Regions from separate parts of the Homo sapiens genome. Here region 2 is linked to region 1. Evidence: read pairs that join two places in POLR2A ChIA-PET (ENCODE). Cell type or tissue: GM12878. All regions are shown on one strand. Links, peaks and the distances in the headings refer to the core of each region. The heading gives the core; the rest is flanking DNA. Region 1 holds the start of CCDC167 (coiled-coil domain containing 167). Region 2 overlaps ZFAND3 (zinc finger AN1-type containing 3).

Region 1 (12,122 bases), core at 4,502-9,501:
GAGCTGGCAGTCGGGGGCCTTTATCTGAACAAGCCCAATTTATCTGCAGTTCCACTGAATATTCCCACTTTCATTTGCCACTTTTTAATGAGGCTTAAACGGTCGAACACAAATCAAGGTTTTAGGGACTCAAGTTCTAACCTCCCTCTATGAATATTTATGTCCTGCTGACAGCTCTCGCTGATTCCCTTCTAAATAGCAAGTTCCCCTTCTTTATAACCCAGCTGCTTGATGTGGGCTGAGTGAGGGGAGGCTAAGACTGTCAAGAGGCTCTTCAGAGGCCACAAACCCATCCTCAGAAGGTGACCCTGCGGGGTCCCCAGCACTGGGCCTGGTTCGGGAAGCTGACAATCAAACACCCTGCAGCATTTGCTGAAGCAGGAGCCAGCTGTCAACATGAGTGGAGAGACTCCAGGGGACCTGGCTGCAGAGGCAGGGAGGGAAGGTAGGTCCAGATGCCTCTTTTAGTTGTGGCTGGGGTCAGGAGTGGTGGCTACAGAGCAGAGCTGACACAGCAGGATGGGCCTGAAAGGTGGGAGAGGACCCAGAAAGTGGGTCTTAAAGGAAGTCCCGACTTGGATTTTCAGCCAGCTCTCAACTACATGCACACGGATTATGCACTTTGCAGACGACCCGAGGCAAATGTGCAGTCGTTGGTTAGCTCTCTCCTTGCCACCACCAGGCTAAAGGCAACGGAAGACAAGACAGCCAGGACCAGGAGAGAAGATGTGGGGATTAGGACCAGATAAGGAGACAAATGTCAAGAAGATTCTAGAAGTGTAAGGGCCAGAACTGGGCAAGCAGTTGGGAGCTCAAGTGCCCAGAAGCCTGGAATGGTGGTTCCAGGTAAGTGAGTGGTAAGGAGCATGGGCTATAATCAGTGCCCCTGGCTCTGTCACTCACTTGTGGTATGACTGGGCAACTCCCTTAGTTCTGTGCTCAGTTGACTCACGTGTAAAACAAAGATAACCACATTTCATATTTCAAAGAGTTTTGTGAGGATGACATGGAGCCAACAGGTAAGATGCCCAGAACATGCTTTACATGGTCAGAGTTCAGTAAGTGTTTGCTATCTTTATTATCAGAGAGTGGTTTGCACTAGATCTTTGGAGAATAAAAGAAAACCTGGTTAGTCCATGGCAAGAGTAAGAGAAGGTGATAGAAGCAGGGGTGTGGCTGGGCATGGTGGCTCACGCCTGTAATTCCAGCACCTTGGGAGACCAAGGTGGGCGGATCACGAGGTCAGGAGATCCAGACCATCCTGGCCAACATGGTGAAACTCTGTCTCTACTAAAAATACAAAAATTAGCCAGGCGTGGTGGCGCACGCCTGTAGTCCCAGCTACTCAGGAGGCTGAGGCAGAAGAATTGCTTGAACCCAGGGGGTGGAGGCTGCAGTGAGCCGAGATGGCACCACTGCACTCCAGCCTGGGTGACAGAGCGAGACTCTATCTCAAAAACAAACAAACAAACAAAAAAAAACAGCAGGGGTGTGAGGTGGAGAGGAATCTCCATGAGTTGCTGACTGGCAGTGCAGGGAGGAGGGCCCCTCTACCTTGGATGTGGCCATTCCCAGTCCATGAAGAGGTTCAGCAGGGAGGGCCCCCAGGGTAGATGTCAGAACAACAACAGGCCACAGGCCAGCTCGCTCCGCTTACTCCAGACATGGCATGGTGGGAACCTTGCGATCCTTCCCTGGGACAAAGCTGGGGTGGGCCTCTGGAGCCAGGGCCAGGTTGCAGACATGGCACCTGGTAGAATCCTAGCGTGAGAGGCCTGGAGCCATGTCCAAGGTGGAACAGCCTGGGGGCGGTCTGGGCATCAGTGGGCATCTGAGGAAATGTGGAACAGCAGGTGAGGCCCAGCAGCCAGAGCCAGGGCTCACTCACACCATGGTTCTAGGCAGCCTGAAGAGGCCCCGTGGAAGGGATCCCACCAAGCCCAGTAGGAAGGGAAAGTTATACTCTGAAGGCCACAGGGGCTCCCAGGACTCCTGCCCGACAGGCTGCATAGTAGGGCCAGCTGGCAGGAAGAGGCATGCCTGGCTCAGGGGCCAGGACTTGCCTGGAGCTATCAGGGGGCAGCACTTACGGCTGTGACTGTGACCGGCAAAGTAGAGACAGCCAAGGCAGAGACCTAGACGGCACAGTGTGGGGGCAGAGAGCAGGTGCCCCCTGCTGTACAATAACATTAAGAACCACCCGTGCATTATATTTACACTCAGAAAACCAAGGTCAATTTTTACATGGGGAAAAAGCACTGTGTCCCAGTCACTGAGATGAGTCAGCAGGGGGCACAGGGCTGCGATCTGCAGGGGCTTTGGGGACCCCAGGAAGTAAGAGAGGCGATGGTATGAACCCACTGTCAGCCAGCACACTGCTTCCTGGCATCTGGCCCAGCCTGAGCCCTGGGGAGGCGCTGTGTGAAGCCCTGTGTGAGCGGTCCAGGGGCCCAAGGAACAGGTTGGAGAGTGTGAAGGGTGTCCTGGGGAAAGTCTGTTCTTTACCCAGAGACCAGCAGTGGCTAAAAACTGCCTGGGGGGATGGCTGGGGAGTCTGCCTAGGCAGGGGAGACACAGAGCACAAAGGAAGAGGGGAGGAGGAAGGAAAAAGAGGCATATGAGGCAGGGAATGGAGAAGGAGCATCCCTCAGGTAGACAGGTGGGAAAGGCCCCAGGGGAGGCCTTAGGGAGTGGGACCCAACAAGTCCGTTCTTTTAACAGAAAAGCCCCGTAGTGATGCTGCCTAAATTACTGAGAACTGCTGCTTCTCAGTATCAGAGCCTGGGGCAGGGAATTGAGGCCTGCTGGGTGAAGGAGTGAGCTCAGCGAGGAGACCCATGAGACCAAAGGCCCTCCACAGAGGGGGTGTTCTGTGCAGAAGAATGAGAAGATCTAAAGTCAGCCCAGCAGTCAAGGCTGCAGAGGCTGTGTTGTAGGCCTGAGGGGTGCTGGGGACAAGGCCCTAGCCAAGTAGGGCCGTCAATCCTGCTGGCAGGTGCCAAGAGCAGAAAGGGCTTCTTCATGCCCAGCGGCAGGGGCAGGGACTCTTCCTGCAGCCTCCCTGAGAGCCCATCAGACAGATGCAGCTCCAAGCACCCGGGCCTGGAGTTCAGCAGCCCCCAGGCAGATAAGCAAACTCCCCTCTGCAGCCTGACTTGGGGAATATCACCTTATTCTGGGAGCTTTAAGGAAGTCTCCCTGGGGTCCTATATGCCATAAAACCACTGTGTTAAGAGAAACTGTAAAATTCGTGTGAAATCCCCGCGAGGCATCTTTTCAGGAGTGTAGGCCCTCTCAGAATCAGAGCCCCACGGAGGCCTCACTGGGGGCAGGGAATTTCGTGCCAGCTCATGCACAGATAACTGCCCCAGCATCCTGGCCAGGTCAGCTGATGGGGTGCCAGCTCCACGGCTAGCTGCTGTTGGGGGCCTCATATGCAGCTTTTCTGCCAACAAGCACGAGACAGTTCGAGCCACAGGCTACCGTTCACTCTATTCTCCTACTGAATGGTGTTCCCACAGAGCATCTAGACAGCCGGGGAGGTGGCTCTCTGCCCACTCCCTAATGAACCACTGTCTAGGGCCAGACCTGTTTCTGGGAAAGGGCAGAAGGCACCCCCGGGGCCTGGTGCTGGGCTACACAGGCCACTCTGCTTTCTGATTTAGGAAGCTGTTTGCTGTCTCTCCGGCTTTACTCTTGGGAGCTTCTGGCCAGCGAGTGACAGGTTTGCTACAGGGTCAGGCAGTGGTAATGGGGCATACACTGCACCTGGCTGGACAGGTCCTTACTGGGCACTCAGACCTTCCAATAAAGAGCGTGGTGCCAGGGTAGCTGAGCCGAGCCAAGTCACAGAGTCTCCAGTGTCTGCATGACAGCATGAGTGTAAGCAGCCTCTGGAAACCAAAAGTCCCAGCAAAATGGAACCACAACAGTGACAGCAGCAGCAACACTTCTGTAGTCTGTGCTGTGTGCCAGGCACTGACCTACATGCTTTACACCGATTAACTCACATAATGCTCGCAAGAACCCTGTGAGGTGGGCAGTATTATCAGCATCCACATTTGACAGATGAGGGGACTCAGACATAGGTAACTGTCCAGGGTCACACAGGCATTAAGTCCGGGAGCTGGGCAGCCACGTCTGTGCCCTTAACCACCATGCCACATGGAGAAGGCAGCGCTCATCAGCTCTGAGGGACTCCTAGCTCCTGGGCACAACCTCCACACCTTACCCCTGGAGCTGGGCAGGTTGTGGGCAGCTTCCTGTGTCTGCAACCGCCCTGCAAGGAAGGGCCCATCTCCATCTTACAGAGGTGCAAGCTCCCTTGCAGAGGTTTTCAGCACCTTGCCCAAGGTCGTGTAACTGGGAAGGGGCAGAATTGAAGCCTGAATCTGGGTTTTTCTGCTTCAGGGCTTATGCTCTTTCCACCACTTCAAGCTCTTTCTCCAAAATCCCTCATGAAAACATTCATGACAAGAGTTCTGCAGAACAGTCATTCCACATCCCAGCTGAAGCCCATCTAAGCTTGCTGATCTGGCTTCAACAGATTCTCTACTCGGAATAATCTTGTACAAGGCTCTGCTCAGTTTCTGTCTACATAACAGATACTCTCTGTGAGGGAAAGCCCTCATTGAAATTTGTTTGTTGAGACAGAGGAGACAGGAGCCCAGCGTCTGCCCTTACACTGGGCCAACTCAATGAGCTTCACAAACATCCCAGGCATTTTGCCCCAGATCACCTCGACTGTCAAAGCATCCTCCAAAATTCACACAAAACAGATCCAGTTTGGAGACGGAAAAAGGTGGGCTACTTGGGCCTGATAAACCCTTCTTTCCCCAGCAGTACCGAAGCCTTCCCTTTCACTTGCTAATTCACAGCCTGGAGAGTGGTGTCAGCTGTTTCATCTCCAGCCCCAGCAGCCTGGGAACTGGATTTTTGAAAATTCACTCATTTTCACACGTCAGGAGACCCCAGGACATTTATTATAATGGGTAAAGCAGCCAAGTGCCTGCCCAGATGGTCTCTGGCAAGAGTGCAGGGGCTTTCCATTTGGAGCCTTCAGGCTCCACAGCAAGTCACACGGGGTTCTTAGGCCTCAATTTTCCAGGTGACAAGCCTCAAACCCCAAGGGGCCCATTATCCCCACATCGTTTAAGGGATGTTTTTCTGTGGAGGCGGCTCACAGAGCTCTGTGGGGGCAGAAAAACCTCCGCCCATGGCTCCCCACATCAACAGGCCCTGTAAGGATTTCTCTCGCAGGTTGTGCAGCTGAAGACGGCAGACCTTCCCAGTTTTTAATCAATGAACAATTTTCAGGAAGAGCAGGGAGAGCCTAGGGGCTTGTCGCTCGCCTGGACACACCCCCATGCCAGGTCAGAAAGGCGAGGGAACCGCTGCAGCCCACGCGAGTCCCGACGCCTTCCCGCGAGGAGACGGAGGCCGAGCCAGCCTTGCAAGTTAGCGCCCGAGCCAGTCCGCGCCCGAAGATGCCAGCTGTCCCTGGGCCGGAAGGTGGTGTGGGGTTTGTTTTGTCTTCTTTCCCCCCGATATCTATTTTTTGATAAACTAGCAAAAGCTTGTTCATCGCTGAAAGGCTCAAAGCACTTTTCAAGAACTGGCATCCACCCCGAGCCTTATGAATTCATTAATTAAGATGCTGGCAGACAGCCACTCCACACACGCCGCCATCCAGCCGCGCTAGGTAATGAGGTTTTAGTCTCCTGACCCCCGTCAAGTGGCGCAGAGCCAGATGTAGGCTGCCGCGAGAAATCACCTGCCCAATGGCGACCTGTCGCTCTCGCCTGGCAGCAGGTGAGGCTCATTTAATGGTCAGCGGCCCCTGAACAGTCCTCTGCGTGCTGCGAGCCTTTCTCCCAGCCCCTGGCTTGGGGTTCAGGGTCCCAGCAAGGTGGCGTCTAACCGCCTGCTCTACTGTGACCTCCACTCAACTGGGCCCAGACGTCAGGGTGGAAGGTTCAATGCCTCCTCCTGCCAATCGAGCCAGTTCAGCAAATATTTATTGACAGTCCACTCACCTGCTCCTAGCCCTTGTCTCAGGAAAGTGGGAGGTTCCCCTGAGCCCTGTGCACAGCCTGCTCCAGAGCGGAGACCGTCTTCAGCCACACTTGGTGCTTCTGCCTGCCCTGCCCCACGGAGGCTACTGCAGTGGCTGGCACCATACAAATAACCACAAGCGTCAAGCCTTCCGGTGCTCTTCCTGGCCTAGGCCATTCTCTCCCCTCAGCCTACCACTTCTCATGGTCAGTGATCCTGCCTTTTTTTTTTTTTTTTTTTTTTTTTTGAGACGAAGTTTCCCTCTTGTTGCCCAGGCTAGAGTGCGATGGCACCATCTCGGCTCACCGCAACCTCCACCTCCCAGGTTCAAGCGATTCTCCTGCCTCAGCCTCCCGAGTAGCTGGGATTACAGGCATGTACCCCCATGCCTGGCTAATTTTGTATTTTTAGTAGATGGGGTTTCTCCACGTTGGTCAGGCTGGTCTCGAACTCGTGACCTCAGGTGATCCGCCCGCCTGGGCCTCCCAAAGTGTTGGGATTACAGGCGTGAGCCACCGCACCCAGCCGATCCTGCCCTCTTTTTCTGGTAAGGATTCCAGTGAATTTTCAATGACTCCCATTAGCATTTATTCCTTACAGCAGATACTGTCAACTGGCCAACACAACACCGACTCCCCACCCCTGCTCCTTTGCCCACCTCTACTCCAGAAGGTGGAAAAGCTCAGCAGATGCTCTCCCAACCTCACTGCAGCTAGGCTTGCTCATGACCCAGTTCTGGCCAATGAGACGTTCCAGAAGTCAGCTAGGAGACTCCTGGGGAAGCTTATGCTTTGTTGATAAAAGGGACAGTGTTGTTCCTTCCTCCTCCTTCCTGAGTTAAAGTTGAATATTAGACTGGAGCTGTGGCAGCTATATTGTGACCATGAGGAAACAGTGAAGAGAATGCAGAAATACCAACTCTGACATAGCTAAGCTTTTGAACCAATGCCAGTAGCCACCTACCTACAAATTTTTTTTTTTTTTTTGAGACGGGGTCTCTGTTGCCCAGACTGGAGTGCAGTGGCACGATCTTGGCTCACTGCAACCTCCACCTCCTGGGTTCAAGCAATTCTCCTGCCTCAGCCTCCCGAGTAGCTGGGATTACAGGCGTGTACCACCACTCCTGGCTAATTTTTGTATTTTTAGTAGAGATGGTGTTTCACCATGTTGGTCAGGCTGGTCTCGAACTCCTGACCTCAAATGATGCACCTGCCTCAGCCTCCCAAAATACTGGGATTACAGGCGTGAGCCACTGCACCTGGCCCCTACAAATTTCTATAAGGGGAAAAGTCTACTCCCATTTGCTTAAATCATTGAGGTCAGTTTTCTATAACTTGTAGCCAAAAGCTTTCCAAACTGATAAACTTTCTGTACTAGGGGTCAGATCCAACCAAGTTATCCACTTTAGGATACCGGCTAAGACACCACACATCTGTTAACTCAAGACCAACTGGTCACTGAAACATCTAAAGACACCAGTTTGAACAGTCCAGCTACAAAAGAAAAGTGCAATGACAAAGGAACAGCTCATTACCATCAGAGATCCGAAAACACAAACAGGTTTTACATCAGTCAAAATTCTCCTATCAGTTTAGACTGAAATTCAACCTTTCCTTCCTCCCACACAACATTAAAATCAGTACTGGGTGGGTGATTTCTCATTTGAACTATAATTTTCTTTTCTTATTAAGAATGAAATCTCAGAAGCTAAAACTCACAGTTTTTTCCAACTCTGAGATCTCATATGGTGGCAAATGAATTGGATAAAAAGACCTCAAAAGGAACCACTTTGAGGGGGAGGCTAGAGGGTGCCCTGGTTGTCCTAAGAGGTGGCTGCTTATACAGCTGGCCCAAGCCAGCCCTAAGGGTGAGTGCTGCCTGCTTGGTAATTGCTTCATTACAAGTGGAGACTGTTTGCAGGTGCTGAGATCACTCACTTGTGGGGGTTTTATTGCACTCGTCAGATTAACAAACATTTTTGATTAAATCACCACTTCATTGGCTCTGAGCACACAACTTTTAATAAGAGGACAATATCTACTGCTACTGAGCATCAGTGCACATTCAATACTCAGACCCGCTGGGGGCAACTGAGAAGCAAGGTGGGGAGACAGCCAGCCAGATGTCAGGCTTTTTCCAAGGCACACGGTTACAGATGTCAAATCTTCGAATATCCAAGCAAAAAGTAAACTTAGGGACCAAGATAGCAAATATAAACATCTACCGTGGTATGGAGAGGGTAAAACAATGGAATCTGCCCCAGTATAAGGCACTTGGAGAATACATGCCCCACCAAGTTTAAAAACGTAAAAATCCGGCCGAGTGTGGTGGCTCACGCCTGTAATCCCAGCACTTTGGGAGGCCGAGGCGGGCGGATCACTTGAGGTCAGGAGTTCAAGACCAGCTGGCCAACATGGTGAAACCCCGTCTCTACTAAAAATACAAAACTTAGCTGGGCATGGTGGTGCACGCCTGTAGTCTCAGCTTCTCGGGAGGCTAAGGCACGAGAATTGCTTGAACCCGGGAGGCTGGAGGCTGCAGTGAGCTGAGATCATGCCGCTGCACTACAGCCTGGGCAACAGAGCAAGACCCTGTCTAAAAATAAAATAAAATAAAATAAAAACTTAAAAGTCTGTCAGCCAAACAGAAGACATCTGTGATCTGTATTTGGGCCATAGTCAAGGAGTTTGTAACCCCTGGTGAAATTCAAGTCCTTCATGTTATAGATGAGTGAACGAATGCCCAAGAACGAGTTTGACTTAGCCATGGTGGAAGGATGCAAAAGAAATACAAAGGCTGGAGCTACCATGTATTGATTACCAATCCGGTGCCAGGCACGTGCTGGGCACTTAACGCAATGTCTCATTTAATCCTCACAACCACACTGTGAGGTGAGGTGCCATCTGTAGTGAGACTACAGGCTGTCTGTGAAAACACACTGGTCTCTTCCTCCATAGTAAGCAAACAGTAGCTGGCTATGTGGCCTCCTGACTGGTGAACGCATTTCCCTGATCCCTTGCAGTCAGGTGGGGTTTTAGTTCTTGCCAATGGAAAGTGGACAGTTTGGGCCCAGGACAGTGGGTGTGCTTCCTCCATTCTCCTCTTTCTCTGCCGGTGGACACATCAGTGGGGTATGCCCCGGTTCCACTGATAAGGTGACAAGATCTCAAGAGATGGTGAAGCCACAGAGGAAGGGAATCTGGCAGAACCACCATAGACCTGGTACTCTAGACCAGGAGTTGGCAACTAAGCCCTGTGGCCAAATGGTCTAAGGACTGTTCTTGCAGATAAAGCTTTAGTGGAACACTGACACACCCACTTATTTACATATTCCTTCATTTACATACTCCTACCTTAGCCTGAATACAGTTGGTTCTTGTTGTTCCTGGTAGCTATGTCCTATAAAGTTGCCTCTAATATTGAATTAGCAAATACCAAACCAGGTGAGGTTCCTGCAAGCCTATGGACACAACATTTTTGCAACCTTGTTTCATGTGTGATTCTGTTTAAAGTGACCTTATTCAATATATATTGTTGATTCATTAACACTGGACTCACAACCAACAGCACTATACGTGCTGTTACATCATGAGTTATATCATGCCTGAACAGTTTATCTAAAAAACCTGTTTTCTTCTACAACACATCACAGCCTTCTTGGATTTAGGAATGCCAGACAGCACTTCAGCCCTATGCTTGGGGTCGGGGGTCGGGGATCGGGGGCACTTTAAACAGCAAAATCAGGCAGTGGCTCACACCTCTAATCCCAGCACTTTGGGAGGCCGAGGTGGGCAGATCACCTAAGGTCAGGAGTTCGAGACCAGCCTGGCCGACATGGCAAGACCCCCGTCTTTACCAAAAATACAAAAATTAGCCGGATGTGGTGGTGGTCTAATCCTGGCTACTAGAGAGGCTGTGTCGGGGGAAGGTGGGGGTGAACACTTGAATGGGAGGTGGAGGTTGCAGAGCCAAGAGTGCACCACTACACTCCAGCCTGGGCGAGAGTGAGATTCTGTCTCAAAAGCAAAACACAGCGAAATACCAATAAAAAACATGAGAATGAAAAAAACAAAACAAAACAAAAACAGGGCACTAAATAGAACACAATAAGGACCCTTGTTTACAGTAGGACAGCTGAAACAAGGCAGGGCATCATCACCTGTTCAACTTTAGCTGAGAACATGGACTGCGAGCGACTCAATTTTTTTCCCACTGCTTTGCATTTGCCACAAAAGCACTGTGAGTACTGATTTTGGGGTTACAAATACATTTTAGCCATTAGGGAAATTCGCAAATGTGGAATCTGTGAATAATGAGGATCAACTGTAGTTGCAACCCAGACCATTTGGCTCTCTAGAAGAGACCATGTCTCTTCTAAAATAGTTACTATCTGACCATTTGCAGACATCTCCTGCCCCTTGCTCTAGCCTGTTAGAAAAAAACTCACTTTCTTGTTCTTGAAGCCACTGAGTTTTGGAGTTTCTCTGTTACTGCAGCTTATTGTACCCTAATGCAGGTTACAAAGTCTATGTTCTTCCCGCCACAAAGTACCATCTCAGTCACCACTCATAAACCATCCTCTTCACATTTCCATCAACCTTTTTCCTACCAAGTGGGCCAATATTTCTCAAGGGATGCCACTAAAACTACCCACATCACCATGGGGTGTGTGTGGCTTGTAAAAAAAAAAAAAATGCAGATTCTGGCCGGCTGTGGTGGCTCATGCCTGTAATCCCAGCACTTTGGGAGGCTAAGGCGGGCGGGCAGATCACTTGAGGTCAAGAGTTCAAGACCAGCCTGGCCAACACGGTGAAACCCCGTCTCTACAAAAATACAAAAATTAGCCAGGCATGGTGGCACGTGCCTGTAATCCCAGCTACTCGGGAGGCTGAGGCACGAGAATCGCTTGAACCCAGAAGGCAGAGTTTACAGTGAGCCGAGATCACGCCACTGCACTTCAGCCTGGACAACAGAGCGAGACTCTGTCTTAAAAAAAAAAAAGCAGATTCCTTGTTAAGAATGCACATCAAAGTCCTACTGAATTACTCGGGGTGTGGGAAGAGTTCAACTCTCCATTTTTAACAAGCCCTGTGACTCTATGCATGCTAAAGTTTGAGAATCACTGAACTCACTAGTAAGCCTGAAGAAGACTATGACCCTGTACCTCTCCTGCAACCTCCGGGAGGATGCCCTAAGGGAAGGAAAACAGGGGAAGCAAGATGAATTTCCAGGAAGACCACCTGTGCTTGATTCCCAGGCTCCACCACTTCCACCATCTCAGCCTGGGTTCCACCTGGAACCTCAATTTCCTCATCTGTACAAACCTCACAGGCTTGCAGTGAGGATTAACAATGCAATGAAAGTAGCACATAGCGGTTGCTCAGTATGTATGTTTTCTTTCCCTTCTATATGCAGCAAATTATTTTTAAGCCATTCAGTGACATCACCAATTCCAGAATTCTCTTTACATATTCCCAAAGTAATTTTGAAGGTACAAGCTTCCATACTCCGGAGGAAAAATTTCCCCTTTTAGAGGATATTTAAACCATTAATAATATACACCAGAATGGGCTCCCTCATCTTTGAGTCCTAGCCCTTTGGGAGTTCTCCTTAGATTCTACAGGTCCCTATTTCTCTGGGGTCTCCCTCACCTCTGTACCCATCCCTTTTGTTCTGTGTCCCCCGCTTTGAGTTCCCTCACTTCTATGCCAGGCCGTCTTTGGGGCTCCCCTTCACTTCCATGTCTCTTCCTCTCTGGAGATGCCCTCTCCAGAGAGTCTGGTTCGCCCATCCGGCACCTCCTCGGGCTCCCTGTCCTCCGGGAACCCCGTGGGCCTTCTCACCCCTCCCGTCCCTCTCCCCAAACCGCGTCGCCCTCTCATCCTACGCTTGGCTCCTCCTCCTATCTATAGCCCAGCCTATCCCTTATCCCGCGGCCAGGAGAAGGCAACTAACGAGGTGGCCCAACCCCCACTTTTCCCCTCACCTCTAGAGCGACGCCCAGATTCTCCCGCTTCTTTTTAGTCATGTTACTTGCCGGGATCCCCCAGTCATCACTGGACGCGCCC
Region 2 (12,122 bases), core at 3,752-8,751, 430 kb after region 1:
ACAAATGAAAGATGTTGAAGTACAAATGACATTTAAAAAATATGTCAGTGACATTATGTATACATTAAAATTTTTCTTATATGTGCATATTGCTAGATATTGCTTTCTCCTCCTCCATATTTTGTAGATGTTCTGTCGGTATTTTTATCTTACCTGAATGACATGAACAGAAATGTTGCATCGTGTAGAAGTCTTTTTTTGTTTTGTTTTGTTTTTGTTTTTTTGATATGGAGTCTCGCTCTGTTGCCCAGGCTGGAGTGCAGTGGTGTGATCTCGGCTCACTGCAAGCTCTGCCTCACGGGTTCACGTCATTCTCTTGCCTCAGCCTCGCAAGTAGCTGGGACTACAGGCACCCACCACCACGCTGGCTAATTTTTTGTATTTTTAGTAGAGATGGGGTTTCACCATATTAGCCAGGATGGTCTCGATCTCCTGACCTTGTGATCCACCTGCCTCAGCCTCCCAAAGTGCGAGGATTACAGGCGTGAGCCACTGCGCCTGGCCTGTGTAGATGTCTTTTCCTGGATATCCTCCAGCTTCTAGAAGTACCTTGTGCTTTTCTTTCTCAGCCATACAGCTTCCTTGCTAGCCTGTTTAACCTTGTAGTTTGAACCCTTGTAACTCTATTATCTCCCAGGTTTATGTCTCATTTTCTGACAAGGAAAGATCTAATAATAATACTTTAGGTTACTTTTCATCTTTCATTAAAATTATCATGCCTTTGATTTAATTTACCATAAATATGGATAAATCAGAGCCTCTCTCTGTAAGCCTGAATTATCTTAATGAGAGTGGATGAGTGGATGAAGCAAAAATATTTGGCACTTGGGTAGGACAGGTGAATATTTAATTATTTTGACACACTTTGGGAAAAAGTACTCTGAGCTCCATAAATGTTGTTGTTCTCCCAACCCCACCTATTTTCAAAAGCAACATTGTTAGCCAGAAGAAAAATAAGGTCAGATAATACCTTATTGTTATCTCTCTTAAATTTGTCATTCTCAGTTTAATTCTCAGATACTTGCTCTTGTACTAGATGGTTGGGAAGTTTTCTGTGTGTTTTCAAAACATGAAAAATGCCTTTTTTTTTTTTTTTTTTTTGAGACGGAGTCTCGCTCTGTTGCCCAGGCTGGAGTGCAGTGGCGCAATCTTGGCTCACTGCAACCTCCGACTCTCTGGTTCAGGTGATTCTCCTGCCTCAGCCTCCCGAGTAGCTGGGATTACAGGCATGCGCTACCACGCCCAGCTAATTTTTGTATTTTTAGTAGAGACGGGGTTTCACCATGTTGGCCAGGGTGGTCTGAATCTCCTCACCTCATGATCTGCCTTGGCCTCCCAAAGTGCTGGGATTACAGGCGTGAGCCACCGCGCCGGGCTGAGAGATCTTATATATATGTTCACCCATTTTGTCCTGATGGTAACTGCACATGCATATTTAAAGGTCATGGATTATATAAAATTATATGTAATTTGTATATGCTCGTAATATAAATTTTAAAATGTTACTTTTCCTAGTTATGAACAGATTTAAATTCTCCATGTCTGCACAGACATCAGACTTCAATATTTACCAAATTATTATTTAATATTTACCAAGCCGTTTTAAAAGTTATTGACCATGGTTTTTCAGAGAATATCACATTCATTTTTTTTTTTAGCCTCCAAGTTGTTTGAGATAAAGCACTTTAAAATCTGTAAATGTTGCAGTCACTGGAAAATTTATCCCAAGCCACAAGAATTCATTCATGTAACATTAGGAGAGTTGTCATCATCTTGACGTCATTTATGATCTTCCTCACATTTCAAGGCTGTTACTGCATTGCTTTCTAGAAGATCTTCAGAGGCCTTCTTCAATGGCAGCTACTATTTGTAATCACTCTCCAGAAATAAGTATTAAATCTGTGTTTAAAACCGAATCCTCCCCTTTTTATAAAACTAGTTTGTTGTTGTAACCATGACAAAGTATCCAATATTAGAGTTGGCTTGACATCCTTCCATACCTCAGTGTCCCTGACTAGTGATGAGAACTTCACTGTCTCAGCCATTTCACAGACTAACTGGAGAGATGCCTCTGGGACTGGGACTCTACATTCCTCTTTTGAAATCCCAAACACCATTCCTTTCCCTGGGCATGACTGCATACTTGGATTTCTCTTTCTCACTTCCAGGTTTTTTTTGAAGCTTTTTTTTTTTTTTTTTTTTTGGCCCTTGTTAGTATTTAGTATAAAATAATTGGTGTCTGCCTCAAAAGTAAGGATTTAATTGTAAAGCAATTCCTTCTTTCTGAAAGATAACTTTAGGGAAGAAAACCTTATCTTATGTTTGGGGATATATAGTGGGACAGTTGCAATCATTGTATATATTGGGTGTGTTAGAGTTGATAGCCTCATTAAGTTTCTCTTATGTGGAAAAATTATTTGGCATTTTAATTCACTTCATTGTTTTTTTTTTTCTCCTTTTCTACAGGGGCTTTCATTCATATATTTTAATTTTTCTTGTTCTTCTTTTGACTAGTTTATTGATGGCCATGCCTCATCTTGTCTGTAATTGTTAGATGGTGCTGGACTAAACTTTCAGTAATATATACAGGGCCACAGATGATAATGGGACTAGTTTTACATCTATACACTATAACTTTTAGTGCAAGTACTTGAAACACACAAAAATCGAGGCATTTTGCTCTGCTGTCCTTGAATTTGGGCATAAAATGCTAAAACCACTGCTAATTACAGTAACCCACTTGGAATCTAAATTGTTACATTAAAATTAGTTTTTAAAGTGAGCAGGATCCATATTGCTACATTATAGAAACTAATACCCTTATTAACAGCTCCATCTTCTCCATTGTAATATTTCCTTAAAAAGAAAATTTGCAGACATGGTCTGAATGATTTAGAGTGATGTGTAACAGTTTGGACAGGCTGGTTGCACCCCTGAAAGCCTCCTTTGTCATTGCCAGCTAGGATGTCATCTGTTTGAACTGGTCTTTTTCGTGTTTGCCTAGGGTGAGTAGAGAGTGGTGATTTAGTAGAGCTGTTGGCTGCTTCCTGGCTGCTGTAGGAAGTTAGTTTTTCTGGCTATATGTGTATGAGGCGGGAAGCAGATTGTTAGGAGTCTTTAATATTCTAATTTTACCTCTGAGAAAACTGGGATGACTTAGAGTGTAGTAGGTATTGTGGTTTGTTTTTCCCTTCCTTTCCTTTACCACCCCACTCCTCGCCGCCTTCTCCTTCTCTTTGTCCTCTTACCCATCCCTCCCCTTTCCTCCTTTGTCTGGATTATTAGAAGAGGTTGAATTCAGAAATGTGACTAATTTTTACAGATTGTGTTTTTACAGACTAGTTTTTAGAAATGTGACAGTTTTTACAGATTGACTCCCTTCACTGAAGAAGGAACTTTCTTTGTAGTCTAGATTTTTTTAGTTTTATGATACATGTCTAGTGTAGAGAAGTTCAGGGACCATAGGACTGGAAGAGCTTGGTATACTTACGTGCTGGTACTGTTTTTTTTTATACTTTTCTCTATTTTTCTTGTGCCCTAGGTTTTTCCTTCCAGTTGGGTTAAAAAAAAAAAGTTGTTGAGGAACATTGATATGGTGAAAGAGTTGTTTTTTATTTCCATATTTATATTAAAATAGTTTTTTGCATGTGTATGTTTCTCTGAGTGGGGAGAGATAGTAGTCTTGTGTATGTGTCAGGAAAATATTATAAGATGTTTCCAGAATTCCCAGAAATTAGGACTGTTACTAGAATTCCCCAAGATGAATTAGCATGAAGGCTAATTTGTCATTAAAACATTGATATCCTTCAAAATTGAAAAAAAAATTTAGAAGAAACATTTAACAACATAATCATTTCTGCCATCAAGTAAAAATTAAAAAGTACAACAGTGTTGGCCAGGTGCAGTGGCTCATACCTGTAATCGCAGCACTTTGGGTGGCTGAGGCAGGTAGATTGCTTGAGCTCACTAGTCAGAGACCTGCCTGGGCAACATGGCAAAACCCCATCTCTGCAAAAAAAAAAAAAAAACAAACCCACACAAAAATTAGCTGAGTGTGGTGGCATGTACCTGTAGTCCCAGTTACTTTGGAGGCTAAGGTGGGAGGATGGCTTGTGCCCAGGAGGCGGAGGTCACAGTGAGCCGAGATCACACCACTGCACTCCAGCCTGGGCAATAGAGCCAGGCCTTGTCTCATAAATGAAATATAAAATATAAAATAAAATAAAATAAAACGTTGTTGGCAAAGATGTATTCAAAATAGTATGTAGAACTTACCTGGAAGGTAATTTTGCAATATTTACCAAAATATACTTTTTCATCTAGTAAGGTCTCCTTCTCAGAATCAGTCTTAAAGCCATTCAAATACAGATTTATGATTAAAGATTTAAGTCCAAAAATGCTCATTATAGCAATATTTATAATAGGAAAAATTGGGGAAAAACAATTATACATCCAACAGTAGTAAGAGTGTGACTACATTATAGTATTAGTATGTAATGGATTGTCACAGAGCAACACACATGTTTTTGAAGAATATTTAAGGCGTGATAAATATTAAATGTAAATGTAAATTGAAAAAATGATATCTGTAGATTTTCATTATGCATTTCTTTATGAAATTTTTGTATATACACAAAAGAAAATAGTCATGCATTGCTTCATGACGGGGACATATTCTGAGAAATGTGCTGTTAGTCGGTTTCATTGTGGAAACAAATGTTGAACATCATAGAGTGTCCTTACACAAACCTAGGTGGTATAGCCTACTCCACACCTACACTATATGGTATAGCCTGTTGCTCCTAGGCTACAAACCTGTAGAACATGTTACTATATTGAATACTGTAGGCAGTTGTATTTGTGTATCTAAACATAGAAAAGGTGTGGTAAAAATGTGGCATGAAAGATAAAAAAGTGTACACCTGTCCCAGGCACTTACCATGAATGGAGCTTACAAGACTGGAAATTGCTCTGGGTGAGTCAGTGAATGAGTAGTGAGTGAATGTGAGGGTCCTAGGACATTATGTTACTGTGGATGTTATAAGCACTGTACACTTAGGCTACACTAAGTTTATTTTTAAAATTTTCTTTAATAATAAATTAGCTTTAGCTTACTATAGCTTTTTTACCTTATAAACTTTAAAAAAATTTTAAACTGATGACTCTTTTGTAATCACACTTAGCTTAAAACACAAACACATTGTATAGTTACACAGAAATATTTTCATTATATCCTTATTCTATAAGTTTTCTTTATTGATTGATTGACAGAGTCTCACTCTGTTGCCTAGGCTGGACTCAAAAGTCCTGGGCTTAAGTGATCCTTCCTTCTCAGCATCCTGAGTAGCTGGGACTACAGGTGCATGCCACCAGGCCTGGCACCTTTATTTAAAAAATATTTTATTTTTTGCTTTTAAAGCTTTTTTGTTAGGCCCCAGCACACAGACATGCACACAATTATCCTAGGCCTGCACAGAGTCAGGAGCATCACTGTCTTCTGCTTCCACATCTTTTCCCACTGGAAGGTCTTCAGGGGTAGTAATTGGTATGGAGCTGTCATCTCCATGATAACAATGCCTTCTTCTGGATACCTCCTGAAAGAGCTGCCTAAGGCTGCTTTACAGTTAACAACTACTTCTTCCTCTTCTTTTTTTAGTAAGTAGAAGAATTACAGTCTAAAATAATGATATAAAGTATAGTAAATACACAAACCAATCACATAGATGTTTATCATTTTTTATCAAGTATTATGTACTATACATAACTGTATGTGCTAGACTTTTATATGACTGACAGCACAGTTGGTTTGTTTACTGTGTTGCTCTAACACTACAGCTATGATGCCATTAGGTGACAGGAAGTTTTTGGCTGCATAATAATCTTATGGGACTTCTGTTGTGTATGTGAACTGTCATTGATGAAAGTATCATTATGCAGTGCATGACTATATGTAATGTGTATATATGGTATGAAGCATAATAAAATGAACACCTGTGAACATACCATACAACAACCAATACTGTAAATATAATAAATTCTGAATTATAGATATCTATCTAAAAAAGTATTTCTTATTTTGGGGAATTATAAATGAGTTTTAGTTTTTACTTTTTGTTTTTTTTTCTACATTCTGTTCAAGGGGTATGTATTTTCAAAACCAGAACATACTATTAAACATTATTAGAAAAAGAAAAAAATTTAAGCAGATTTCTCACTCCGTGTCATTAGAAAGAAACTTTTAAAAGTGTCTGCCACCTGTTATATTCTGAGTGACAGATCATGGCCAGATACATAGGATGACGTTATCTACCAGCCATAGGTAATGCATTGTGACAGAGCTCCAGAAAGATGACAGGCTGACAGCCACAGGAATTGTGGAGAACCTGTCTTCTAGCTGGTGTTTGACCTCTACAAAATACATTTCAAATATCTACTTAAGTGCTTTTTTTTTTTTTTTTTTAATGGTTCAGGCCTTCAAAAGAGATTTTATTTCTTCATTTAACAAGCATTTATTGGGTACCTGTTAAATACCAACCAAGAGTGACCAAAGGAGTCTTTGCTCTTATGGCACTTACATTCTAGTGGTGAAAGATAGCAGGCAAACAGGCATGTGGTGAGATATCAAAGAATGATGTGAAAGAAGAAAACAGGAAGAGGAACTGATTTAAATTGGGTGGTCAGGCCACAGGAGTTGTAGCTCACACCTGTAATCCCAGCATTTTGGGAGGCTGAGGTGGGAGGATCACCTGAGCCCAGGAGTTTGAGATCAGCCTGGGCAACAAAGTAAGACACCATCTTTACAAAAAATAATGGACTGATGTGTGCCTAGAGTCTTATCTGCTTGGGAGGCTATAGTGGGAGGATGGCTTGAGCCTAGGAGGTCAAGGCTGCAGTGAGCTATGATTGGGCACTCTGGTCTGGGCAACAGAATGAGACCCAGTCTCAAAAAAACAAAAAATAAAAAAATAAATTGGGTTGTTGAGGGAAGGCCAGTGAGGAGGTTTGAACTAGGATATGAGCAACAAGAAAGAGACAGCATTACAGTGATTTGGGGGTACAGGGAACAGCATGGGCATGAGCCCTACAGCACAGTCAGAGAACAGAGAAAAGGCAAGCATGGTTGAAATGTGGTGAATGAGGGGGCAGAATGATAAGAGAGCAAGAGGGGAAGTAGGCATAGTCAGATCACAAGGAGACTTCCAGACTTTTTTTTTTAAAAACTTTCTCCAGGTAAAAAGTTTGGATTTTATACTCAATAGGAAATTGTTGGATAGTGTTAAGCAAGAAAATAACACGCTCCAACTTGTTTTAAAAGATGACCATAGCTGCTATGTGGAAAAATCATTGTATAGGGTCAAGAATGGGAACGAGAAGACCAATAAAAAGCTATTTACAGTGGCCTAGGTGAGAGTTAATGGTGGCCATCATAGAAGCATTAAGGAAGGAGAGGAATACATAGATTTGAGATCTATTTGTAAGTAGAACTAATGCATCTTGCTGAGTGTTGTATCTGTAAGACTACAGGAAGGACGGGAATCAAAAATGGTTTCTGCTGGACGCGGTGGCTCATGCCTGTAATCCCAGCACTTTGGGAGGCCGAGGTGGGCGGATCACCTGAGGTCAGGAGTTTGAGAGCAGCCTGGCCAACATGGTGAAAACCTGTCTCTACTAAAAAATAGAAAAATTAGCCGGGCGTGGTGGCGGGCGCCTGTAATCCCAGCTACCTGGGAGGCTGAGGCCGGAGAATCGCTTGAACCCAGGAGGCGGAGGTTGCAGTGAGCTGAGATCATGCTCCTGCACTCCAGCCTGGGCAACAGAGCTACACTCCATCTCAAAAAAAAAAAAAAAAGGTTTCTAGATTTTTGATGTGAGCAACTGGGAAGAAGGTGTTTCCCATTTATATGAGTGGAAAAGATGGGTCAGGCAAATTTGTGGGAAATACTGAGAATTCTAATTTGAAATACTAAGTTTGAGTCAAACGTTGAGATGTCAAATAGGCAGTTAGATATGTGAGTTTGGAGCAAGGTAAAGAGATTTGGGATTGAAGGTAAACATTTTTGCATCTTTCGTGTATAGATACAGTATTTTAAAACCATGAAAGTGTGGGAGATCACTACCAAATGAAAAGTAGAGGTAATGAAGACTGAGTTTCTGGACCTCCAGTTAAGGGTCTTTGCAGGGGAGGAGCAGTAGCAAAGGTGGCTAAATGGGAGCAGTTGTGGTGGAAGAGGGTTGTTTGATCTGGGATTTGAGTGACATGAAGGTATGTGAAGAGTGTTCCGGAAAGAAGGATGGATCTAGCTGAATGCTACTGAGAGGGAATATGCTATGATCAGATACATAACCCTTGTATATTAGTTTTCTGAGGCTATTGTAACAAATTACCACAAAGTTGGTGACAGAATAATAGAAATTTATTTTCTCAAAGTTCTGGAGACTAGAAGTCCAAGATCTGGGAGGGCTTCCTTCCCTCCAAGGTGGCTCTGAGGGAGAATCCATTCTTCACCTCTTCCAGCTTCTGGGGGCTGCCCCAGCATTCCTGGGCTTGTAACCCTGTTACTCCAGCTTCTGCCTCCATCTTCATGTGGCTGTTTACTTTGGGTGTCTTTCTGAATTCCCTTTGCTACTCCCTTGCAAAAATGTTCTTTGCCTCTCTCTCTTGTGATGTCATTTAGGGTTCACCTGGATAATCCAGGGTAATCTCATCTCAAAATCATTAATTAATTTGGAAAGGACCCTCCACCCCCTGAGTAAGGTAACTTCGGGATTAAGACTTGATATCTTTTGGTAGCCATTATTCAACCTACTACCCCTTGGTTTTAGAAACGTGGTACCCATTGGAGAGCTCAATAAGAGTAGTTTCACTGCTCCAGTGAAACTTTACCTTTCATGCTTACTGTCAAAAAGAGAGCTCTGTTGTCTGTTCCAAGACCATGCAAGTTGATTACACTGCTTTTTGTTAGGTAGCGAGTAGTTGTATGCCTGTGATTAGCTTCAAGTTTCCCATGTTCAACATGAGAAAGGATCAAAGTTCCCGGAAGTCTCTGCCAGTTCTTTTGGATTCAGTGTTCTTGACCCATGTGATCCAAGCTGGCATTGTTTAGAATGACCATTATTTCGGTAGCCAAAGTCTGGTTTATTTTAGATTTAAAACATCTCTGTTTTGAGTAATAATATCAGTAGTTATATTATTTCTTTTATAACCTGATTGACAACCATGTTGCTGAAAAATTTCTATCCAGAATGTGGAATGGATGTCATTTAGGTAATACATAGGTATGGTAGGCATTTTAAATACATAAATTATCTGAAGAGAGATCAAGGGACTCTGAGAAAAAGGCCATTTTGCCATTTTTTTAAACCAGGTTTCTGAAACTCAGATGTTAAAACTGGCACACTGGTTGCCAAGTTATCCTCTGAAGGCTTTCCATGATTCCTGCTGGGCAATTGGGAGTAGCAGAAGTTATATGAGTTATATCTGGCTTTTTGTGGCATTGCGTGGACAAGAGATAGTGACCGCATCAGAAGGGCGCCTGATTCTCTGGCAGGGAATTCTGGCCCCTTCAGAGAAGTTGAGTGGAGATGAGAGGGGAGGGGACAATCCCAATATTCCAACAATAGAGAATGTTCTGCAAACTACAGATGTGTGTATACTGCATCCATACTAGTCATCTCTTTAGGATGGAGAGGCGCCTCTAGTTCAAGTTCAGTTAGTTAAAACAGGCATGTAGGATTTTCTTCATTCTCACTTCTTCCTTGCGTTGGAACTGAAATGACTGGGAATCTTGGGTTGTTTTCCTATATGCCTGCAGGGTCAGGGAGAGCAGAAGTTGTGCTTCTTCTAGATGAGAAGCTTTACTTTCTCAGGGAACTGACTTGATTTCCATAGACATTCTCACAAACCACCAGAGTGCTGGTTCTGGACTGGTATATGCCCCTCAGCTTCTATATTGGGGCAGAGGCCGAAGTTTGGCATGATGAATAGAATACAGGTGTTGGAATTAGACCAGATTAATTCACTTACTAGTTCTGTAATCTTCGGCAAGTTACATACCCTCTTGGGACCTCTGTTTTCTCAATGGTAAAATGGGGTTGAAGGTATCTGGTATTGTGCCTGCCACATTATAGGCATGTAATAAATGTTAGATGCTACCATTAACACATCTCTTTATCTTTTTACTCATCTTATTCACTTGTTGATACTCAATTTTCCTCATTGCTGTTGTGTTTATATTAAGCAGGATTCTAAAGGAATATCTACTTGTTGACAGCATCTTTTTTGGGAAAGAAATAATGACCCCCTTTCCCCCATCTTGTGACAATTGCTGTTAGGTCTTTGGTTCCAGCACATGGGGCAAACAATCAGCATCAGAGAATACTTCCTGAGGGAGGCTTGCTTTAATTGTAAAACATAGTAAAGAGGGCAAAAGAAGGTTGGCTTATTCTATTTTTAGGGGCAGTTCTGGTCAAAGGCTCAAATCTTGGGAATGGAGTTGCTGAGGAATGAAGTTTTAAATAGGTCAGCTTGCCTAACGTAGAGCACTCCAGGAGGTCTTTGGAAGGAAGAGCTGTTAAGAATGAGTCCGCTTGGGAGAGGATCAGGAAGGGAAGCAGCGGTGAGATGAATGTAACAGAAAAGTCATTATTATTTATTATTACTATTTTTTGGAGACAGAGTCTTGCTCTGTTGCCCAGGCTGGAGTGCAGTGGTGTGATCTCAGCTCACTGCAACCTCCGCTTCCTGGGTTCAAGCGATTCTTGTGTCTCAGCCTCCCAAGTAGCTACAGACGTGTGCCACCTCTCCCAGCTAATTTTTTCTATTTTTAGTAGACATGGGGTTTTGTCATGTTGCCCAGGCTGGTCTTGAACTCCTGAGCTCAGGCATTCCGCCCACCCCTCAGCCTTCTGTAGTGTTAGGATAACAGGCGTGAGCCACCGTGCCTGGCCAGAAAAGTCATTATTGATTGCCCACCATGTAGTCCCTAGGGTGCTGTGCTGTCAGGTGCTGTGTTGTGAACAAAGGATGTTGGGTTGGCCTTTGGAGATAGCTTACACCCAAGGTCAGATATTTTTCTGTAGTTCCTAGCTTTGTGACCTAGAACAGTCTGCCCACCTATGTAATGGGGATGAGACTGTATGTCTTTGATTTCTAAGACCCCCTTCTAAGTTGAATAATGCCTTGGCAGAGGAAGGGGTAACATAGTGTTCCATTATTGGAACACTAAGCATGTGGGAATTATTTATATCCTGCTCAAGGTCATTGCCCTGGTCTCACTGCAAAAATTCAAAAAATTCCAACCTCTGGCATAAACGGGTTAAATTATTCATCGCTTGTAACCAATTCTAAGGTATTTCCTTGTTACAGAAATGCTAATGTGATTTTTTTAAAAGTGCGTTTTAAAAGCAAAACAATATGGTAATACCCATCTTAGTGATGTTGGGACGATTAATAAGATAATGTATGCGAAATGCCCATCCAAGTTAGTATTCAGTGAATTGTAGCTATTATTAATGGATGAAAGGACATGAAAACTAATTTGATTGGCGTATCTGAAGAAAGAATTTTAAACAAGAAGGTCATAATGTGATTAGGATCTGAAATAGGAAAGATCAAAGTTCAGCTAATGTTATAGAGATAAATGACTGTGTATATGAGGAGAAAGTTTTACCCATTTACGAAGTATTTGTGATAACTTCATATATTTTTCTGTATGAAAAGAGGGAATGTGGTAATCATGTGGTTTAAATTGACTCCCATACCATCTTCTGGGCATTTTATAATGTTTCTGAACTTGCTGCTATATAAGCTGCTAATATACGCAATAAATAAAAGCAAACATTGGCTAATTTACAGGTAAAAAATAAAAATAAAAACCAAGTGTTTATATTTTTGTTTTTTTTTTTTAATTTTTATTTTGTTGAGGGGGGAGTGGTGGCTAGCTAGGGACTTGTTATTAATTTATCAGTTTATTAGTTCAGTTGCCTGACCAGAAAGTTCTTTGCCTACGTTTCTGACATCTTATGTTTTGATTAGAGTGATATGGAGTTTTTAGCTCTTCTTTCTTTCTTTTCTTTTTGTTTGCCCCAGGTCCAGCAAGACTATGAATCTCTGTTCCAAATGC

The links. Peaks named below come from ENCODE experiments on the same cell type or tissue, not always from the same donor. Only the 100,000 strongest peaks of a DNase experiment are listed, where the experiment ranks them.
Region 2: POLR2A ChIA-PET joins it to region 1 with 8 read pairs; 2 of 35 experiments call an interaction of 5 or more read pairs at or near these places.

What each region holds. Positions count from the first base shown.
Region 1 is chr6:37,487,782-37,499,903 of GRCh38, forward strand. CCDC167 (coiled-coil domain containing 167) reads right to left here and starts at 12,112. Exons shown (of 4, transcript NM_138493.3): 1 at 12,041-12,112. The coding sequence starts at 12,082. RefSeq lists enhancers at 1,342-2,187, 2,194-2,253, 12,105-12,122. In GM12878, for the core only: no CTCF peak of the experiment used is centred there; no DNase peak of the experiment used is centred there; H3K4me3 peaks cover 637 bases; H3K27ac peaks cover 3,112 bases.
Region 2 is chr6:37,917,871-37,929,992 of GRCh38, forward strand. ZFAND3 (zinc finger AN1-type containing 3) reads left to right here. Exons shown (of 6, transcript NM_021943.3): 2 at 12,089-12,122. Among named protein-coding and RNA genes, the nearest start is that of ZFAND3, 100 kb to the left of the region's middle. RefSeq lists a silencer at 6,671-6,740 and an enhancer at 10,767-11,268. In GM12878, for the core only: no CTCF peak of the experiment used is centred there; a DNase peak (open chromatin) is centred at 6,621.